Regions from separate parts of the Mus musculus genome. Here region 2 is linked to region 1. A link is a loop called in an ENCODE intact Hi-C map of the cell type or tissue named here. Cell type or tissue: left cerebral cortex. All regions are shown on one strand. Each heading gives the region's core, and the rest is flanking DNA. Links, peaks and the distances in the headings are about the cores only.

Region 1 (10,424 bases), core at 1,396-9,395:
GTCCTGAAGTGGAAGGTGGTGAAAGGAAGAAGGGGGATGGGGCATGCTGTGAGAAATCTTTGTAAAAATCTCAGTGCAGCGTTGATGACAAATGAGAAAGAGGCTTAGACCAGAGGAAGGAAATAGGTAAAGAGGTCCCTGAAACAGTCCAGGATAGGAATCATAAAGTTTACACTAAGAAAAACATTCCAATTTCAATTAGAATTAAAAACCAGTTTGGATATGAGTTGAAAAGAAAAGAGAAGAGAAGAGAAGAGAAGAGAAGAGAAGAGAAGAGAAGAGAAGAGAAGAGAAGAGAGAAGAGAGAAGAGAGAAGAGAGAAGTGAAGGATAGTCTCAAACACATGGTTGATTGTATTGTAGTTGGTTTGTTAGAAATAGTCCCAAAGAAATGGACACAGGACAAGATAAAGGTCAAGTTCAGACAGACATGTTGAATTGTAAGTACTTTTGTCTACTGAAAGTCCCTAGGTGTATTCAGTGTCTATGCATTATTCATTATTAGATAAAGGTGTACCACAAATTTAGCAGCCTAAAACAGTCTATGTTGGAGCTAGAGAGATGGATGGCTCAGATGTTAAGAGCACTGGCTACTCTTCCAAAAGATTCAGGTTCAATTCCTAGCACCCACACAGTGGCTCACAAACAACTGTAATTCCAAGTCTGGGAGATCTGATGCCCTCTCTTCTAGTCGCTTCTGGCTCATATGGTCCATATAGGCAAAATACCCAGATATATAAAATAAATAAATGTAAATATTTTAAATACATGTTTAGTATCTCATTGTTTATGTGTTTAACAGTCCCAGCAGAGTGAGTAGCCTACATTGCCACCTGAAGACATGGTGATGTTCCAGGTCCATGCTGCTGCCAAGAGACATGATTGGGTCCTTGGTCCTACTGCAGCAGGGTCTGTATTGATTTCTGTGGACTGTGTTACCATCAATAATAAGGATGCTGAAGTATAGCTCTCTACAGCTGATGGTTTCTGGTGCAGGGATGTGAGTGGAAAAGGACTCTGTTTTCTCTAAGGGGCTAGCTACTGGGAGTTTGACTATGTTCCTTCCAGTAAGTATGTGGGCAACACAATTTGGACTTGTTTCTTCTTATCTGTCTGTCTGTCTGTGTGCCTGCCTGCCTGCCTGTCTGTCTGTCTGTCACAGCTGGGGATGGTATGCAACTAGCATTTAGAGAGTAGAGGCCAAGGATATGGCTGTATCTCTCTGGATGCTCAGAACAACCCCCCACAACACCAAGTGTCAACAGTGTTGAGTTGGAGTGCTGCACAGCACTACAAATTCTCCACCTGTCTCATCTTGAATCTGGCCTAGCCCTCCAAGATCAGCAAGCAGAACAGGGATCTCATTGTGTCCTTGTCATTTTCTCCATAAGCACCTACATCTCAAGCAATGGGAATAACTGAGAGCTACTGTGTGTATGGAAAATCATGACAAATATAGTAGGCTTTCCTTCTAGGAGCTAATTTATCAAAGCTGGGCACAGTGAATCCCACCTATCACTCTAGAACTCAAGAGGCTGAGGCAGGAGGATCACTGCAAGTTCAAGATCAGGCTGAACTACAGAAGAAAAACCCTAACCCTTCCCCAACAAAAAGCTTTTTGTTCAACAATTTTGCATCCTCTCCCCAAAGTAAGAGCTCCCACCACAGCCCCAGCTAGAAGGTCTTGCTGCTTGAGTCTTCTTGTTATGAAATAAATCTCTGGTCTAGAAGAATTGTGCAATGAAACAATATGTAATAAACAGACACCGCATCAAATGCCAAGGACTGGAAGGTGTTTATTTTCTTATGTGAACAATTCATCTTGAAATGTACAAAAGGCAAGGACATGCAGATGGATGGCAACCAGAACTGAGTCTTCTTTTTAAAATTGAACATCACTGTGAGGAAAAAGAATGCTGTTCTAAAGCTAGTCAGATGCACTGATGAGCAAACAAACCCTTGACCAGTTATTAGCACAAGTAGGAGTCGTAAGTATATTAATGTGAGAACACAATGTGACTCTAGGAGGAAGATGGACCTATCACTTCACTTTTCCCGGTACAAAGATCTAAAGCTATTCTCTAAATGATGTGCCAAAATGATCCACCATTCCAATGAATACTGCACCAAGTAGGGAAATGTCAAGTTGTGTATTTAGACTCCCCCATCACCCAAGCTCAGGGTACAGTCTGGCTCCTCTTTTCCTCTCACATAAACAAAAACAAATCCGTTGAATCCCAAAATAACTTAAAACTTTTGGGCCCCACCCACACTTCTGAGAAGGCTCCAAGATGTTCAGTCTGCTCCTGCACTGTACTTTCCATGGGGAGATGATGAATCAGGCTGGACAGGACCACATGCTCTCGGAAATCCCTCAGGGACACCTTGACTGCTCCCAATTAGTCAGGCTACCCACAGCATCCCGGTGAACCAGGCAGCTGCACAGTCCAACCAAGGCCATTCGCTCCCGCTGGTTCCTGTCCCTCAAAGGACCAAATCAGAACTGGCTGTGAAACACAATAGCAGCCCTGGACAATCAGCCACAGATTACTTCCAGTGAGGGCATGGGAGAATCAAAGCAGCAGGGAAGCCCCAAATCACTAAGTCACATTTAGAATGGACAGAAAGTTGTTTTTGAAACCGTTGATCTAATTTCTTCAATGCCATTTTCTAGTTTAACATGAACACATCCCAGACAGCAATATAGGTACATACCTGGCCATAACAGCCTGCTGTAAAGTTCATCTGAGCCTGGTTCCACAGTGAGCTGATGTGTACGTGGTTAGCATCTGCCTGTATCCTTCATCCACTCACTCACGCCTCACTCCTGAGCCCAGACATCAGAACCTCACAGAGATAGAACCAAGCTCCCCTTCCTGCTTGGTGCCATGTTTTTCTTCAAACAGTGAGCATCATCAGGATGGCTGTTCATTGAGCTCCTCCGATGTTCCTAGCACAATACTCAGCATTTTATATATTAGTCAGACTTAGGTTCATTTGCTTTCCTTTATAAAGCTAGGGACTGAGTATAAGGCTTGCACATGGCCAGTGCTGCAGCCCAGCTCTCCTTTCACTTTTACATTTTGAGGCAAGGTTGCACTGAGTTTCAAGACTATCCTAAACCTATGCTGGAGCCTCCTAGATGGTCTTTGTGGTCCTCCTGTCTAAGCATCCCAAACAACTTGGATTATAGGTCTGACTTTTTCTATGCTAGGCAAATTACATTTACTTTAAGAATGAGAAAAGCAAACCTCAGAGATGAAAAATAACTTGCTCAGTAACACAGATAATAAACAGTAGAGCTCAAACCCAAGCTAATAGCATAGTTTGGATACTATTTAAATGAGAAGTCAACCAACTCTCCTATAAATAATTGAAGAGTCAACATTTTATTTCAGGCTTTGAATTTTCTATAGCAACCTCTCAACTCTACCTGCTCCGACTCGGCATTTTAAAGGTTAGCATTTCATGTTTTTGTATGAAAATCAGAGGGCTCTAAAGTCCTGGAAGTGTTCTCCCAGTCAGCATGCATAGCTTTTTTGAACCACTCACAAGAACAGCAACCTTCTGGGGATCTGTTAGAAACTGCTTTCCAGATACCCCCAACATTTCACTCTACAGTGATAATATCCAAAATGGTGTTCTGGACTCCTTGCAATTCATGTGTGTCCACAGGAGATACTGATGGGGCCAGAGCAGCTTCTGGACTGCCAATGCAGGTCTCACAGGCTGACCTGCATATATACAGGGCCATCATCCACTGCTTTATACAGGCAGAAAACCTACTTCACCCATGTAAAGATCAAGGTCATTTGTGAAGGTCTCATTTCATGCTCCGAAGGTAAACCCTGATGAGACAGTAGATTCTGTGAGATGAATGAGCACTATAGCATAAGGGAATTTTTAAAACTCTAAATAAATATGGCAAGCATCAAGGAAATAGCCTTCCAGAGCCCCATCCACTTACAACCCCTGTTGCATGCATACCTGATTATATTTAGAGATGCCAACTCATCAAATGAAAGTACACCATTTACATGGTTCCACTTCCCTAAGATTTCTGCCCCAGTTTTTATTTTGTTTTGTTCTGTTTTTTTTGTTTTCGAGACAGGGTTTCTCTGTGTAGCCCTGGCTGTCCTGGAACTCACTTTGCAGACCAGGCTGTCCTCAAACTCAGAAATCCACCTGCCTCTGCCTCCCGAGTGCTGGGATTAAAGGCATGCGTCACCATGCCTGGCCCCTCTGCCCCAATTTTGAAAATAAATGGATAAAGGTAAACTCTGCTGTAGACTACGGAGAAAAGAGGAGAGAGCAGCAGATCCTGACCACAGAATCGATGCTCTTCTCCCTCGGGATGCTCTTCTCCCTCAGGATGCTCTTCTCCCTCAGGATGCTCTTCTCCCTCAGGATACTCTTCTCCCTCTGAATTGGCATCATATGGGTGAGGTTTGGTGCTGGGCCTTAGCTAGCATGATATTGGAGTGAACTTGAACCTCTCTGATCCTCAAGTTCCTCTCGAACAAACCTGATGGTGCCACCGGTTCTTGATTAAAGAAAATGATATTTCTAAAGTGATCCATCCAATAGTCTCCTCCGCCTCCTCCTCTGATGTATTTTAATAATAGACAAAACACAATGGAATAACTGGCCTCTTCTCTATTGTTTTATTTTGCATAAAGATTCTTTAAATTCTGAATAATTATCATAAGGTGAGAGAGGCACTGTCACATAACTTATGGGAATTACCTACAGTGTTACTTTCTTGACATGAGGTACTGGACAAAAGAAAAGCATTATTTTAATCTAGCTTACATAGTCAGTATAGTTAGAATCTTACAGCTATTACAACTATCAGGTTGGTCATGTGTAGCTTGAATTTCAAAAGGCAACTACATCCTTAAAAAAGATGTAATACACACTTTATTTTATTATCCTATATTATTATGAGGCTTCAAGTCAGACTTTTTGTTTTACCTGTCAACATTCCCACCTGGTAAATGAGGATGGGCAAGCTCCTCTAAGCCCTGATTCCCTTGGTAATATAGAAAGATGACATTTGTTCCCTGACTTTACCATGAGAGTGAAATAATATTCAGTGTGATTCCTCATAGAGACTCACTACCTATTGAGTTCATTATTACCATTGTTATTAATGTTAATCTGTTACCATAAGCTGATGCTGGAGACCATTTGGTTCTGAATGAAGAGCTCAACAGAAAAGTTGAATAATAAAATTACCAGAAACAGTGAATGGTCTAAAGTGACATTTTGACAACTGGCTAACTTACTTGGTAGAAATTTACTTCAACATGGGTGCATGAATTTGCAAAAATGTACACCGTGCAAAATCTGGTTTGTTTGCTTAAAAACTCCACTGTTTCATCGCCAGGACTGGTGCCTGGAGCTAGACAGGGGAGTCTATCACACAACAACTGCCGAGGTAAAATTAGAGCTCTGCTGCCCAATGAAGGCACTTTCTCAATTTCCTTTCTCCTTTTCCACTTTTTGTCACCCTCCTACACCAAACCTTCCTACATCAAGCCTTTTTACCCATGCCAAGAATACACAATTCAGAGAGGAGAGTGGGGAAAAAAGACAATATTCAGAAAAATACTTAAAAGACTAGGGCTTCAGGGGAAATGACCAAATACCAGAACTACCTGATCTCACACACTACACTGCTGCTCTGGGTAAGAGGTTCTATTAACTGTTCAATGCAGTTTAATATCTGGAACCAACAGGCAAAGTACATATTCTACTTCCACTTCATAGATCAAGACATTATAGAGGGAAATGACATGTTCAGGCCCAAACAGCTGGTAAATAATGTCTGGATTTGAAACCTATCTCATGGTAACAAGTCTTTTTAATCATCTCTTCCACATCTCCAAGTTCTGAGACAGATGTGGGGTCTTGTACATCAAGACTAGCATTCGTGCATCTCTCGAGGAACATAGTTTTGTGGGACAAGAAGGCAAGAGCCATAGTAATAAAATGGGGAGCTGTGTTCTCCAAAGCTGACATCAACATGGTGGAAGTACCAAGGGGGAAGGTGTAGGAGAAAGTGGGTCACAGAAGATGCGATGTAAATTGTAAATGCAAACTCAAGGATAGAATGGGCAAGAAAGAGGGAAATGGGCAGATGGCAGCTTGAGGACAGGAAGGATCCTCCTGCGCTGAGGGAGGAGGGTGGGCTGTATGACTGTATATGGCTGAATCATGAGAGAAATAGAGCAGATCTACAGAGAACATGGAGCTGAATGGGGAAGTATCATCAAGCATGCTATGTAGCATGAGAGGGACTCTATAGGCAATCTATGGGCTGACAGAGACTGTGAAGGCAGCTGATGCCACAGGACAGTCTAGAAAAGAAAGGTAAGAAGTTCCGCCAGATGGTCTGAAAAGCTTGTAGGTGGGGCGGGGGAGTCCAGGCAGACAAAGATAACAACTCAAACCTCAACCATGTGGAAGAAAAGATGATGCCTGCTTGAAAGAGGTCCAACAAGTCAACATTGCTCACATGCAAAAACAGTACCTTAGAGTCACCACCATTTAGGACACCCAGCTGAAAACAGGTATGCTCTCTGAGCCAGTAAGAGAAATGAGAAAAAGCTTCAAAGATGAAAGAAAGGTCAGCTCAAGGCCTCTAAGAGAGACCAATTGAATCCACATAGAGATGCTCAAGGCTTGACAATTTGCTTCAAGAACACAGCTAAGAGATAGGAAAATTAAAGTAACATCACCAGAAGGAGGAGGAGGAGGACGAGGATGAGGAAGGGGAAGAGGAAAAGGAAGAAGAAGAAGAAGAAGAAGAAGAAGAAGAAGAAGAAGAAGAAGAAGAAGAAGAAGAAGAAGAAGAAGAAGAAGAGAGGAGGAGGAGGAGAGGGGGGAGGGGGAGGAAGAGGAAAAGGAAAAGGAAGAAGAAGAAGAGAGGAGGAGGAGGAGGAGGAGGAGGAAGGAGAAGAGGAGGAGGAGGAGGAGGAGAAGGAGGAGGAGGAGGAGGAGGAGGAGGAGGAGGAGGAGGAGGAGGAGGAGGAGGCAGCAGCATCACCAGCACAGTAAATTTCATGAGCAGCTGAGGTTAATAGAATCCAGGGCAAGACACCAAGAAGTAAAGCAGCCAAACTGATCATGAGGTGGATGAAGATAACCCATCCCACAAGTTGTTCTTTAACCTATACATGAATGTGGTAGCACATACACATATCTATAAATGTAAGTAGGATGTAAATGGAAACAAAAGCAACTATAAAAAGAAGTGGGGTTTGCAAAACCATTGAATAGCCAAAGGCATTTGTCACCAAGCCTCATGAACCTGAGTTTTATTCTTGGACTCCCATGATGGAATAGAGAACCAACTCCCAATATACTCACACACAAACACACACAACACACAGACAGACAGACAGACAGACACACATAGTAATTGTAATTTTAAATTATTCTCTATCCTTAAAACAAAGGAGAGCCATCCTAAGGGCAGACAGTGGCTGCCGAGCCAGCCTATGTAGCCAATAGAGAGTTCCCATCTGTAGGAGTGAATAGTTAACCTGAACTGAACCCTTGTTGGGTTGTGCTCCTAACCACCCGCCAGAGCTCTCTGGAGTCTCAAATGAAAGACAAACACACACACACACACACACACACACACACACACACACACACAGAGCGAGCAGTTTAATTTTTAATATGTCTAATTAGCTCAATGGCTGGGCACTTCTAAACTTCCCTGCGGCTAGCACACACTCCCCTCTGATATTCCTGAGTTCACATTTTCTAAATTTACTTTTTATCTTTGGTTACCCAGACCCAAGTGAGGGAGTGGCTTCCCCAGAATCTTACGTGCCAGCTGGCCTTTAAGTCTGATCTCTCTATTCCCCTATCATGGTGATTCTCTCTGTCTCTCTGTCTGTCTGTCTCTGTCTGTCTCTATCTCTCTTTGTCTCTCTCTGTCTCTGTCTCTCTCTCTCTCCTTCACCCTCAGTCCCTAGCCTGCACCTACCTCTGTCTTCCCACCTAGCCATTGGCTGTATGGCAATTCTTTATTATCAATCAAAGCCAGCTGGGGACAGCATCTGGAAGCATGGATTTTGAGAGCTGAATTAAGACAAAGCATTAGGATCAATTTCCAACATCTCACTTCTTCTGTCCAATAAAAAAAAAGGCTCTTCTCTCAAACATAAGTTGAGCATAACCATGACAATTATATAAATTACAAAGTATGATATACAATTAACATCATATTTGTCAATTAGATAAAGTACTCTACCATCATTTCTAACTTAAAGACTTACAATTCTATCCCTGAATTATGTTCTGACTTTAACATCTCTGTAACTATGAAGATCATGCTCACAGGGAAAATTTTGTGAACTTTTCATAAAAAGATGCATCACACGTAATATATGAGGGGCATGGAAGCCAAAGTACAACCCAGGGAACAATTCTGCCTGCCATAAGAACTCACTTGTCTTGTTATCCTCAGAATAACATGTCATGTTGCTCCCATGGTGGACTGCAGAGCCAGCAATCAGTTTCTCCCCCAAACTCTATGGATGTTACACATACCACCTGGGCAGGAAGGAAGATGTCTTCCCACTGGCACAGGAAGAGCTTAAAAGCCCAGCTATCAAGAGAGCTCAGGAAGTCAAGATCTTGTAAGTCAAGATCCAACCTGAACAATCTATCTCCTACTGAGAGAAAAGAGGAAATGGGGAAAGGGAAGAGAAAATCGAAAAGGAGGGAAGGAAGAGAAAGGAGCAATGGTGGGAGAGGTGAGGAGGAAGAAAGAAGAAGGGAAGGGCAGAGGGAGGGAGGGAGGGAGGGAGGGAGGGAGGGAGGGAGGGAGGGAGGGAAGTTTACTACTCTTGCTGCCTATCCAATAAAATCTAAATGCTTAAGCATGGCTTATAAAATGTGGCCCACTGATCTGGCATGGTTGTGCACACCTTTGATCCCAGCACACAGGAGGCAGAGGCAGGTGGAGCTCTGTGAATTCAAGGCCAGCCTGGTCTACAAAGCAAGTCCAGGACAGCCAGGGCTTCATGAAGAAGACCTGTCTCAAAACAGACAGACAGACAAACAGACAGACAGACAAACTGGCCCACCTACTCTTCCCAGGCTCTGCCTATGCGAAACAGCTTCAGAATGTGTTATTAACTGACGGCATAGACTGAAAAAGCAGTGTGCACATCTTAGACTAAGCAAATAGGCTGGAGGAGAACAAGTACTGTATGATTCTACTCTTGTGGAAGGCCTGGAATGTTCAAATTCATAGGAGAACAGGAGATTGCAGTTACCAGGGACTGGAGGGAGGAGAAAAGAACGGGAAGTTATTACTAAAAGGCTATAAATTTCTATGGGGTGATGAAAAAAATTTTTTAAATGGTGGCAAATCTTGTACAGATATAATTATAGCATTATAATTATATGAGTAACATTATTAAATAGCTCAGTTAAGATTTTTAAATAACAGATTTACAAAAAATGAATAGTGTATAACGAAACCCATTAAGCTGCATACTTGGAAGAGCCGAATCATATTACATGTAAACTATACCTCAGTAAAAGTATTAAAAATATAAGCAACTTGTACATAAAACACTGGTGAAAGACAGGGAATGCTGGCACCTAACTGCTGAGGGAGATGAACTGTGTGTGGCAAACATGCATCTGTTCTCTTTTGTTAGCTTTTCCAATGGTCCCTAGATTTTCATAATAAGCTTTATGATGTTGCCTTTGTAGCTAAAATTAGTATAGGGAGGTGAGCATGCTATCTGCAGCCTCCCTCCCTGGGTGAGCCTCAGCCACTGCAGCCTGGGTGCTGATGGGGATGTGTCTAATGACCCAAATGAGATTAATGATGCCGCCAGGGACTCCTGAGGAAGGCTGGGGGGATCCCTGCTCTCACAAAGCGCCTCTTAGGGCTTATTTTCGCATCCGCGAGGTGGGAATGATAACGGTGTCTGTTACACAGAGTTACCTATTACGCAGAGTCACTAAGATAGTAAGGAAGATAATTTGCCCAAAGAGCTTAAAACAATATCTGATATCCAGTTTGACCTAAATGGGTAGTCAAGTCCCAGCTGCTGTTATTTTTACTGCTGATGCTGGAGTACGACTCACAGGAGAATCTCTCCCTGTAAGTCATCCTCCACCAAAGCAGGAACTGGAAAACTGAGCTACATGAGCCAAATCGGACCTGTTGCCCATTTGTGTGTGAACCCCAAGCTAACAACTGCTTGTAATATGTTTTTCCTTAGAGAAAGTGCCATCATCAAAAATAAACACAGTTGCATAGTATTGGTTGATGTCGGTCATAGGTGCCACTTTCCAAAGGAGCAGAGGGGTTTGGCATGCTGACACCATTGCATACACTAGCAAGATTTTGCTGAAAGGACCCTGGTATAGCTGTCTCTTGTGAGG
Region 2 (10,424 bases), core at 1,037-9,036, 52 kb after region 1:
CGGCTTCACTGCCTGCCTTCCTTGATATTGCAATCTTCTGAAGGAACTGCGGGCCCAGAGCTTCTATTTCCTCTAAATTACTGAAGGTGACTTAAGAGTTTTCCTTACAGCCCGAATCAGGGCATCTTTTTCAGCAGCTGTTAGCACCTGAAATTATCGAGAGATGGTTTTACAAAAAAGTCATATGCAAAACTCTATCCAAAAGTGTAACCCCCCAGCCCCAGCCTGAAACAGGCTGATCTAGACTTTGACCTTGCTGCCACAGAGAATTAGACCACCTGGGGTGGAGCCTTCCTGCCTAGATGGCTCTATTGTTCGGCCACCATCCGCTGTTCTCCTTTAAGACATTGCTACCTGCTGAGAGGCCCCTGAGATGTTCCAGAGACTACACCCTGTCCTGCACCCTGTAGTCACCTGCAGCTGGTTCCAGGCACCAAGAATGGATTGGCAGGAATGCCCCCCCACCCACTTTATAAGCACATTTGCTATTAAACTTTTGAGTCTTGATCAGGAACCTTGACTTGGCACCATTTTTCTCTCTTTCAGCCCCCACCTGCCACCCAGGTGTACCGGGTCCATGTGAGCTGCAGGCCAGCTCACAACACAAAAGATTAAATTTTTGAATATATATAGAGCAAACAGATCTTAATTTATGTCCCTGTGATATAGAATATAAATTTAATAAATGAACTTTGATGAAAGATTTAAAGACAAGGAATACAGTATGTCGTCATTAAACATAACCTGCACTGTGATAGGTAGGCATCACACCATATGGGTAACTTAGCATGATCACTCTATAGAGAACTCACCCCCCCCCCCATGGTACTCTACCCCTACATTAGTGACTAATATTTCCTGAGCATTTTCTATGCCCTTAGTACTCTGGATGGATTGTCACTTACACTACAGGAGAAACAGTTGTCTTGTTTTCCTGGTTTGCAGATGTTAACCTGGGAATTTGGAGAATTCATAGCTGACTAGTGACAACAGAGACAAGTGACCAGTTGGTTTGGGTCTGCTGAGATATGCAGAGGCAGCTTTTAACGCCAGGTATATCTGCCTGAGCCAGGACTATCTACCTCCAGAGGCCTCCCTCTGAACTGCCCTGTGCATCTCCACTAGAGCAGTTATTACACCATGCTGCGATTATTTTGAAGGTCAGCCTTAAACCTTGTTCCCAGCTTTAAAAATCAATGAAATACCTTCACCTCTGTCTCCTTGTAGCCCAGGAAAAACAAGGAACACATTATTAATACCAAACTGAGCTATTTCTCACATAAGACCAAAGCCAAAACTTGACCCTGCTGAGTCCAGGCTGCTGAGTGAATTTTGCAAAATGGTAAATTACTTCAGGAAAGAAAAGTCAGGATCTAGAAAACTAAGCCTCGTTTTTTGTTACAAAACTGAGACTCAGTCAATTCCCAAACAGAGGAGTGTTAACTTCTTTAGCTTAATAGATTGACTTGTGACAGTTTTGTGTCACTCAGAAGAGGAAAAAAACTGAGCATCTCTGAAAATCTCTCATAAAAATTATCTGCAAATAACAAGAAAGATGTTGAAATATTAACGCCTCCTCCACACGCACATCGGGCGGCTCCCTCCACCACCTTCCATCTGCTTGTCTGCCTCCTCCAACATGAGCACAGCCTCACTCTGCTCAAAGCTCGGCTCCATGTCTAAAAAGATATGGCCAAAAATTGTTTCGGCACGCTGGAAGGTATAATCCTCACATCTCAGACACATTTGGACATCCTAATTTAAAATAGGATAGAAAAAAATAGTCTTCTTGTGGGCTGTTTCTTGCCATGTTTCAAACATGTCTCTTCAAAACTCCCTTCTCTATTAAAATCATAGACATACACTTGACTTCCAAATAGAAGGGCTGGAGACCACAGCCAGCACACAGCCTTGTTCTAAGCACTAACACAATAGCTCACTTGGTAACCCTATAATATCACTTTTGGTCCATTTTTACAAAGGAGAAGATTGGAGCCCAGTAATGTTCATCAACTTTATGGACCCAGGGCTTTCTACCAGAGCTTGGGGATGGGTTGTTTGGAGAGAGTTCTTACTGTCAGCTGTTGGGTGTTTACATCTCTTATGGCATGATTTCCTAAGGGACAGGTTACAGGATCCTGCACACAGCTTCTCAGAGTTGTAGAGCAGGCAGCACTACAATTGAACCTTAAAGTCTTTCTCTTTGGCTTCCTTCTTTTTCTGATCATCTTCCTTCAGGATTTCTTCCCAGCCATCTGGCCAAGATCAAGTACATTTTCCTTCAGGCATTTTAAGAAGCTATCTCAGCTCTGAGTGCTTACTATGCTCAATACACACACTGATTCTCTTGGCAAGGCTCTCTGCCCTCGACTTGCTTGTTTATAACAATGCCAACAGCACACTGGGTAACATTCTTCCAGTTTCACCATGGTAACATTCATGGACATTCCTTTTCAAGCAGTGCCTTTCCCTTGAGGTCTTCAGTATTACCCTTCCTATAGATCTGTATGTGTGTGGCTAAAGGAGCAACTCTGATTTCTAAAAGGCCTGTAGAACATGTCTTGGGCACCCAACTCCTCTTTCCCTTTCATGTTGTCTTAGTTACTTTTCCATTGGTGTGACAAAATACCATGACCGAGGCAACTCAAGACAGAAATCATGGGAGCTCAAGGTTCCAGAGGGTTAGAGTCCATGACCACCATGGCAGAAAGAGAGAAATGGGGCTGGAACGTAACCTGTGGATACGACAACTATGAGTCAGACAGAGAGCTAATTGGGAATGTGATGGGCTTTTAAAGTCTCTCACTAGTGACACACTTCCTTTGACAAGGCCTCAACTCCTAGTATTTCCTCAGCAGTCTACCATTTCCCAGCGACCTATATGGCCCCTTCAGTTTTTTCATCAAGAGGGAACAAAAACCACACCTATCTAGTGATGCTATCACAAGTAACAAATGAGTCAATATATATGGCTGGCATGTAGCAAGTTATCAATAAGTGTTAGGTCTTACTATTATTCTATTCAAATACCTATTTAGCTATTAAGAAATAATGCTATGAAGTCAGGACCCTGGCCAGGCTTAGGAAAAAGTGACAGACATGTTAGTAGGGCTTAGCTGTAGAATGAATGACAGGTCCCATTTCTTAGTTTCTTGTGAGGCTCTAGTCAACCCCTTGTCCCCCTTAATCACTCCTTGTTGCTGCCCCGAAAGGAGTATCTAGTATTCCTTCCCAAATACAGAGACATTTATCAGGATATGCAGGATAAGATCGTCATGGTGCAGGTAGCTCACAACTGTTCTCTACGCCCCCATCCTTTTGCATGGAGCCCCAACAGGACAAGCCAGATCCAAGATTCCATCTTCCTTCATTCCAGTAGCAACAGTGCTTCCCCAGGAAGCACACCTATCACCCCACTTTCTAGCCTCAGAGGACAGGGCCCTACCAACCCTCCTCTACCCACACATTTCTGGGATCAGTATGGTAAGACACCAAAGCCACCATCCCTCTTTATCCCCAAGTTCTCTCTGAGTGTGGAGACTACAGGGTTTCCAACAGAACAGATATTACCACCGTGGGATCAGGGTAGATGTGGAAGCAAGTTCTCACACCCAACTGAAGAATCTTGCGTAGAGGCAGGCATAAGTGTACATCAACACATACATCAACACAGTCAGATCCCATCTGCCCTTTGACCTCTTTAACTGTATATTCTCCTGCACAGGCACTGAGGAGGGGAGAAGGGAACAATAGAATTCAGTCACCAACAACCTATGTAAACCCCTAACAAACAGATTCTTCTTCTTTTTTTTGTTTTTTTGTTTTTTTGTTTTTTTGAGACAGGGTTTCTCTGTGTAGCCTTGGTTGTCCTGGAACTCACTTTGTAGACCAGGCTGGCCTCAAACTCAGAAATCCACCTGCCTTTGCCTCCCAAGTGCTGGGATTAAAGGCATGCACCACCACACCCGGCCTTAGATTACTTTCTGATGGAAATGTGTACAATAAACTACACTGTGGTCAAAGAATAATGCTCCTTATAAAGTAAGCAAGCACCTTCCACTGCAGAGACATTTCTAACAGACTTCTTCTAAATGGGATTCAGACTTGAGAATGGCAAGGAACTGCCTTGGGAAATCCTTCCTCCAAGACAATTAACTGTCACTTATAGTGGTTAGCCTGCTCAAGTCGTAACATTGAGCTTAAACACATACAGAGATAAGTAGACACACACACGTGCAAACATTGCATGGTCACATGTACCCAACATGAAACTGGAAGCAGCCGCTGGGATGAAGCTAAGTACCATTGAAATGAGCAATGTCCTTAGAAGAGGCAGGCCCGGGATGCTGAGCTCATTGCAGCTGTATCTGCCTGTGCTTTGCTAGGAAGTTCAAGAGTCACAAACAGCTGTACAGATTCCAGTCATCAGTAAAACAAAGGCAGTTAACTTCCCTCTTGCAAAGCAAGCTCTGCACAGAAGGCATCTGCCTTCTTAGCATAAGAAGGTGGCACCTTTGTCTACACTGAATTCTTAATATGAGCTATCTCTCCCTTGGCTCTCCAGCCTTTTATCCTTCTCACTCCCAGCCAGGCACCAGCCAGGAACCACCCGCCAGGATCATGTCTCAGCTTCTTAGAATTAACCAATACCTGGTATGCCTTACTCATCTCTGATCCCATTCTTCAGACCTGCATGAGTGGCTCCTAAACTCTGTGAGACCAAAGAGTCCTTAAGCTGCTATTGCACACACATACGTGTGGAGTCAGGGTTCTTACTCCAGACTGTGCGAGCACATCATTATCTAGGTTGGTATCAGGATCAGCTCTGAACCCAGTGACAGCACACCTCAGTGACAGAGATCCGAACATCTGCAGCTGTGGCATCCTATACGAATTCCCAGAATCCACTTGGCTCACCTCCCACCTCCCACTGCTACCTGCGAGCGGCTATGTCACTATCCAAATAAAAGGCAGACTCCTCTGACCTCTCTCCCACCCCTTCTTGGTGGCCACCTTTGCTCTTTTCCCCCACAATAAACCTCTGCCACATGGAACTGCTTTGGCCTGGTGTGGTCTGTCCTGATGCAAGCCATGATTCTAACACAGTCTATATCTTACCAACTCTTGGATTCAGAAATGTTCTTATTTCACCTTAAATCTAAAACTATGTATGTCAACCAAGGGATGAACTACAGGAACCCAGAGAGATTATGTCCTACCTAAGGGAGGTCCCACCTACTAGACTCAAAACAATAATCTCTTGTCCATATTCAAGAAAATCAGGCTGTTAGAGAGATGACTCAGTGGTCACGAGCACTGACTGATCTTATAGAAGACCAGGGTTCAGTTCCTAGTACACACATGGCAGCCCACAACAATCTATAAGTCTACTTTCAGGGACTCAAAGGCCCTTTCTGGCTTCCACAGGGACCAGGAACACATATATACATACATGCAGGCAAAACACTCATACTCATAAATTAAAAATAAAACAATCTTCTCTTAAAAAGGAATAAAGGAAAACCCTAAACCTTGACTTTTTGCATGGTATTAACCTTTTAGATCTAGGCCTCATAGTCTAATGAAATTTAAAAGGCATTAGCGGTGTGCACAGTTTTGTATTTCATTTAATAGCTATTTACTAAGCAAATGTTATATTCAGAATTGGTATTTTAATGAAGGGATGGATAGGCGATGGATGGATAGAGGGAGGAAGGGAAGGAGGGAGGAACAGTAGGAGGGATGGACATATGGATACATAATTAAATACTGAAGGAGAAAGCAAAATATGATCCATAAATTAACAAAATACTCCTTAGAAAAAAGGGAGAGACAGCATTTAACCCATTAATACAACTGTCATTTGCCTTGTTAAAATCATTTATTTGCAGTTGGGGAGTGTCTCACAGAGTCTATAAGTTGACAATGAAGTAGAGACAGGCATTTAATCTAAGCCAAGGGTGTCTGCCCTTTCATAAAGTCATGAGAAGGGACCATGCGGGTCTGGAATCCACAGGTAAAACCTATTCTGGGTTACTTAAAAACAACCTTTTCCCCTCTCTGCTCTCTCGGGAGCATGGAATATATTTCTGTAGCATTTCTATTAGGAGGCTAATTAGAATAGCTGAGAAATGCCATCAACAGCGAAAGTAAAATTAGCCTTTACTTGTAAAGTTTCTCCTGAGGGAAACGCTGGTGGCTCCTCTCTCCAGCAAGCAAGGCAGTGGCAGTGCTTAGTCAGCACAGGGCAAGCCTGTGGACTGCTTCCTCAGCAGCACTGGAATGCACCCACCAGTGCACCCACGGGAGTACCAGGATCCCTGCCCCGCCAGCCTCTCTGTCTATCTGCTTCTCTGCCTCACCTGTCACATCTCAGCCCTGTGCCCCATCAAAACCGCACATGTAAGTCATATTATAACAGCACTGACTTTCAGGTGCTCTGAGAACACTTTTAATTACTTCCACAAATGGTGTGGGGGGGGGGGACGGGGGGGGGGCATGTGGAAGCCAAGAGAACAATGACCTTATTTTTTTAGACAAGTTCTCCCACTGCCCAGAAGGGTAGGCCAGCTGGCCAGGGAGCCCCAGGGATCCACTTGCTTCTCTAGTGTTGGGGTTTCTACCCCACACCCAGCTTTTTTATGTGGATTCTAGGGTCCTTATGCAAGCACTTTACCTACTCAAGCCATCTCTCCAACATTCTTGACAACTTTTGAACAGTAAAGAGTTAAGGAGGAGTTCAATGAATTTTGTCTTCTGAGATAATTCTATTAAGCTAGATGCCACAGCAGGTGAAACGGAGGTCCCGGGAGCAGAAGTCATTTGCAGTCATATTAGCACACCATGGCCAGTATCAGATCCAAGTTCAGACTCATTCCAGGTTTGAGGTTTCCTGCTTTGTTGTGAAACGAAGAACCGCCTAGGGTTAAAGTTCCCTCTGCTTCACAGGCAGAAGTGTCCCATTATCTGGACATCATCCCTGAGGAAGACACACCTTTTATTTGCCCAAGGCTGAACTTTCCTTTTTTCTGTTCTCTGGACTTTGTCTCACCAACATCGCATTCCCTTTTCTAGATCATTCTCATTGTTCTGTGGCCTCACTAGAGCTCAAAGAGCAGGACACACAGGAAGACTCACGGAAGTAAAGCACAGCTCAGCTTTATACGTGTTATCCATGCTATATTAAGCACAATATTAGCTTCTTCTGATTCGGAGGATGAAAATCCTCTAAGAAAATATAACCTTTATGAGCCAATTTGTCTTTCTCTTCTTTAAATCTCAGTGCACAAATTCCTCCCTGCGTCAGTCCCTGAGCTTCATGAAGTAAATCTCTAGGCGTGCATTTTCTAGTGGTTGCTCCTCGTGCAGGAAATGAGACTCTGGCCCTAATCTCTGTACCCACCTTCTGCCCTTCTGAACACTCTCTCCAGGGCTCTAGTCTCTGTATGATTCCCTTCATTATTTCCTATCTGGGCTTCTGAAACATTTTAATTGTATATTTTTCTCAAGGCAAGAACAGGATTAGTACACCCCTTCCTTAACCACAAAGCTTCTAACATGATTGCTCTGACCAGACAAGGCTAGTCAGATATATCCGGATACATTGTTTATTGGTAACAAAGTGTGTACTTACATTTGTCTTAAGAATTATGGGAATTCCACAAGAGATACAGGTTTCAAACACATCAAGAGCCATCAAGGTTCCAGTTCCATGCCTCTGTCATCTACTTTTCTGCTCTGCCCTTCTGCATGTCTTGCTTTTGGTGCTCAGACTGGCTTCCTTCACAGCCATCATCATCATCATCTGTGACTTGGATGTTTGTTCATGTTAGTATATGCTAAATAATTTTATATGAACTTTTCCTTCTATACAATTACACTGAAATCCTATAAAATGTATATGCCGAGTGGGCATTCTTACTACATCTTCTTTACAGTGAGGAAACAACTTCAAAGACTAAGCTGACCAAAGTCCCATGGCTGCTGATGGAAGCCAAACAATCTAGCTCTTAAGATGCTAATTCCAACTGCTATCAAAGACAAGCAGAAGCGGGGGGAAGCAGACCGTGCTAACACCACCCAGTCAGTTCTGCTCACAGATAGTCTTTGAATACTGAATGCATCAACTGTAAAAGGGAAAGCTGAGATTGACAGGATCACTATGTAAGGACCATGGAGGAGCGTCATTTTACAACCTACGTACATTGAGGGTAGGGAACTCCAATTTAGCAAGCGTTAAGGATATGTTCAGGAATGGCACACAGGTTCTGACTCTCAGAAAAGTTCACCAGAAGTTCTGAATGAAACATACACAGGATATAACCCCCATGGGCTCTAATGTCACTTCACACCCATCCAAAGATTTCCCCATGTGTGCAAGTTCTAACCAGACTATACTCCAGCCAGCTCTTTTGCTTTGAGCAGTCTTTAGAGGAGGTCAGCCTGGCTTCAGCTCCAGCTCTACCATTCATTGGTTATCTGTGACTCTGGGTGAAGTCCTCCCCCTTAGCCTCGCCTCAGTTTCACTAAGACCTGGGGCTGCTAACTAACAGTGCCTCCTCCACGAGACCATCACAGAGGTTAAAAGCCATATATGGAATCTTAGCACAGTATTTAGCACACAATAATTCCTGTTAATTACCATCATTCATTTCGGGTGTGTATGGGTGAAGCTAAAGTAATCTTTTCATTTCTTATTTATCAAGCAAGCATGTGACAGCCAGAAAGGTACACTAAAAGGTTCTTTACTTCTAATACTTCAATACTTGTCTGAAAAACACGAGTGCCCAGACCTTGCCCCACCCCAGCTTCATGCCACCCTTTCTCGAAGCTCTACGGGAGCTGAATATTGGGTGCATACGGTGTTTGTTCTCCTGGCCTCTGCCTAGGCTTCTGCAGAAGGAGAAAAATCACACTGATATCAGCCAGTCTTCTAATAAACAAATGTAGCAAGAAGTTTCCTTCTCTAAACTAAACGGAGTCCATAGTAAAAACTGAAGTAGTTCATTGTTTATCTCAAACTAGATATTCCCCTGCTGGGTTCCTTACTCTCTGTCTACACAGAAAAGGGAGCTGGTTTCTACTACTATTCATGAAATGGTAGCGGGATTGAAAGAACTTCTGAAACTTCAGCAGAGCTTTCTGATATATAACTAGAAACAGTAGATAACTAGAAACAGTGGGTACTCAAATAACTCTTACTTGATAAAACACCAAAATCCTTGGTTGCCCTAACACAAATGTCTACAGCATAAATGAATTTAACACTAGATTTGACCTCTAATTACAGAAAGAAGAGAAGAAGGAAAGAGAGAGAGAGAGAGAGAAAGAGAGAGAGAGAAGGGAGGGAGGGAGGGAGGGAACGAGGAAGGGAAGGAGAAGGAGAAGGGGAAAGGGAAAGGGAAAATCTGAGGCAAACTGGAAATTTCTGAACCCAGAATATAAACTTAGTGGAATAAATATGAAAATAATATGTTTCATTATGACACTCAATACTATTTAAATCCTTTCAAGTAACTTACTCTTGAAAATGCACTGAAGTTCTCCCCTCCAGTACACTGTACCTGAATACCTTTAGTGAATGGGTATAGTCCATTAGCACGGTTCCACCTCACATAAATACTCTCTAAGGTTCCTGACTACACATACACACACACATAACACACACACACACACACACACGTCCTTGATGTAGACATTGTTAGATGCTCTTGAAGTTTAGAAATAAGAAAGAGAAATATACATAGTTCAGGATATACATGTTTTTCCCTAGGGAAAGTTATGTTTTCTTTGGCTCCTCAAAAAGTGCATGACTTCCCAATGGCAAAAGGCACAGAATTTTAATTTTTTTTTATTCTTTAGTTTTTTTGTTTTTTGTTTTGTTTTGCTTTTTTGTTTTTGTTGTTGTTGTTTTGTTGTTGTTGTTGTTGTTGTTGTTTTTTGAGACAGGGTTTCTCTGTGTAGCCCTGGCTGCCCTGGAACTCACTCTGTAGACCAGGCTGGCCTCGAACTCAGAAATCCACCTGCCTCTGCCTCCCAAGTGCTGGGATTAAAGGTGTGCGCCACCACTGCCCAGCTTTAAATTTTTAAGAAGGCAATTTTTATTCGATATTTTCTGTCTTTCTAAATGTGGGAGGTTTCTGAATCTGGCCCTCATGTTTAGCTCCACCACAGACACGCTCTCTCTGCAACTGGTGTCAGGGTTCTTGGAGGAAACACTAGGGCCCCTGTGGCTCTTTCTCAAAGTTCTTCTGAAGAACACATCTGTGGATTTTAACATTCTTATTCAGATAATATGCACCCAGGAACATTATCTTGAGATAGTTTTTAGAACTCAAGCTGTTACAACCTTAAAATAGAAAACAGTAAATTTTAACCTACCTACTTCTCAAGGTTTCTAGATCTCTCTAGCACCAAAATCCCAT

The links. Hi-C counts contacts between places; a loop is a spot of excess contacts. Peaks named below come from ENCODE experiments on the same cell type or tissue, not always from the same donor. Only the 100,000 strongest peaks of a DNase experiment are listed, where the experiment ranks them.
Region 2: it touches region 1 in a loop (2.1-fold over the local background); 3 of 42 quality-filtered maps call a loop at or near these places.

The regions. Positions count from the first base shown.
Region 1 is chr14:27,717,002-27,727,425 of GRCm38, reverse strand. The region is part of intron 2 of Erc2 (ELKS/RAB6-interacting/CAST family member 2); the gene reads right to left. Among named protein-coding and RNA genes, the nearest start is that of Erc2, 100 kb to the right of the region's middle. In left cerebral cortex, for the core only: no CTCF peak of the experiment used is centred there; DNase peaks (open chromatin) are centred at 2,287, 5,464 and 6,238; H3K27ac peaks cover 524 bases.
Region 2 is chr14:27,664,183-27,674,606 of GRCm38, reverse strand. The region is part of intron 2 of Erc2 (ELKS/RAB6-interacting/CAST family member 2); the gene reads right to left. Among named protein-coding and RNA genes, the nearest start is that of Erc2, 47 kb to the right of the region's middle. In left cerebral cortex, for the core only: no CTCF peak of the experiment used is centred there; DNase peaks (open chromatin) are centred at 1,689, 2,298, 4,632 and 6,263; H3K27ac peaks cover 1,548 bases.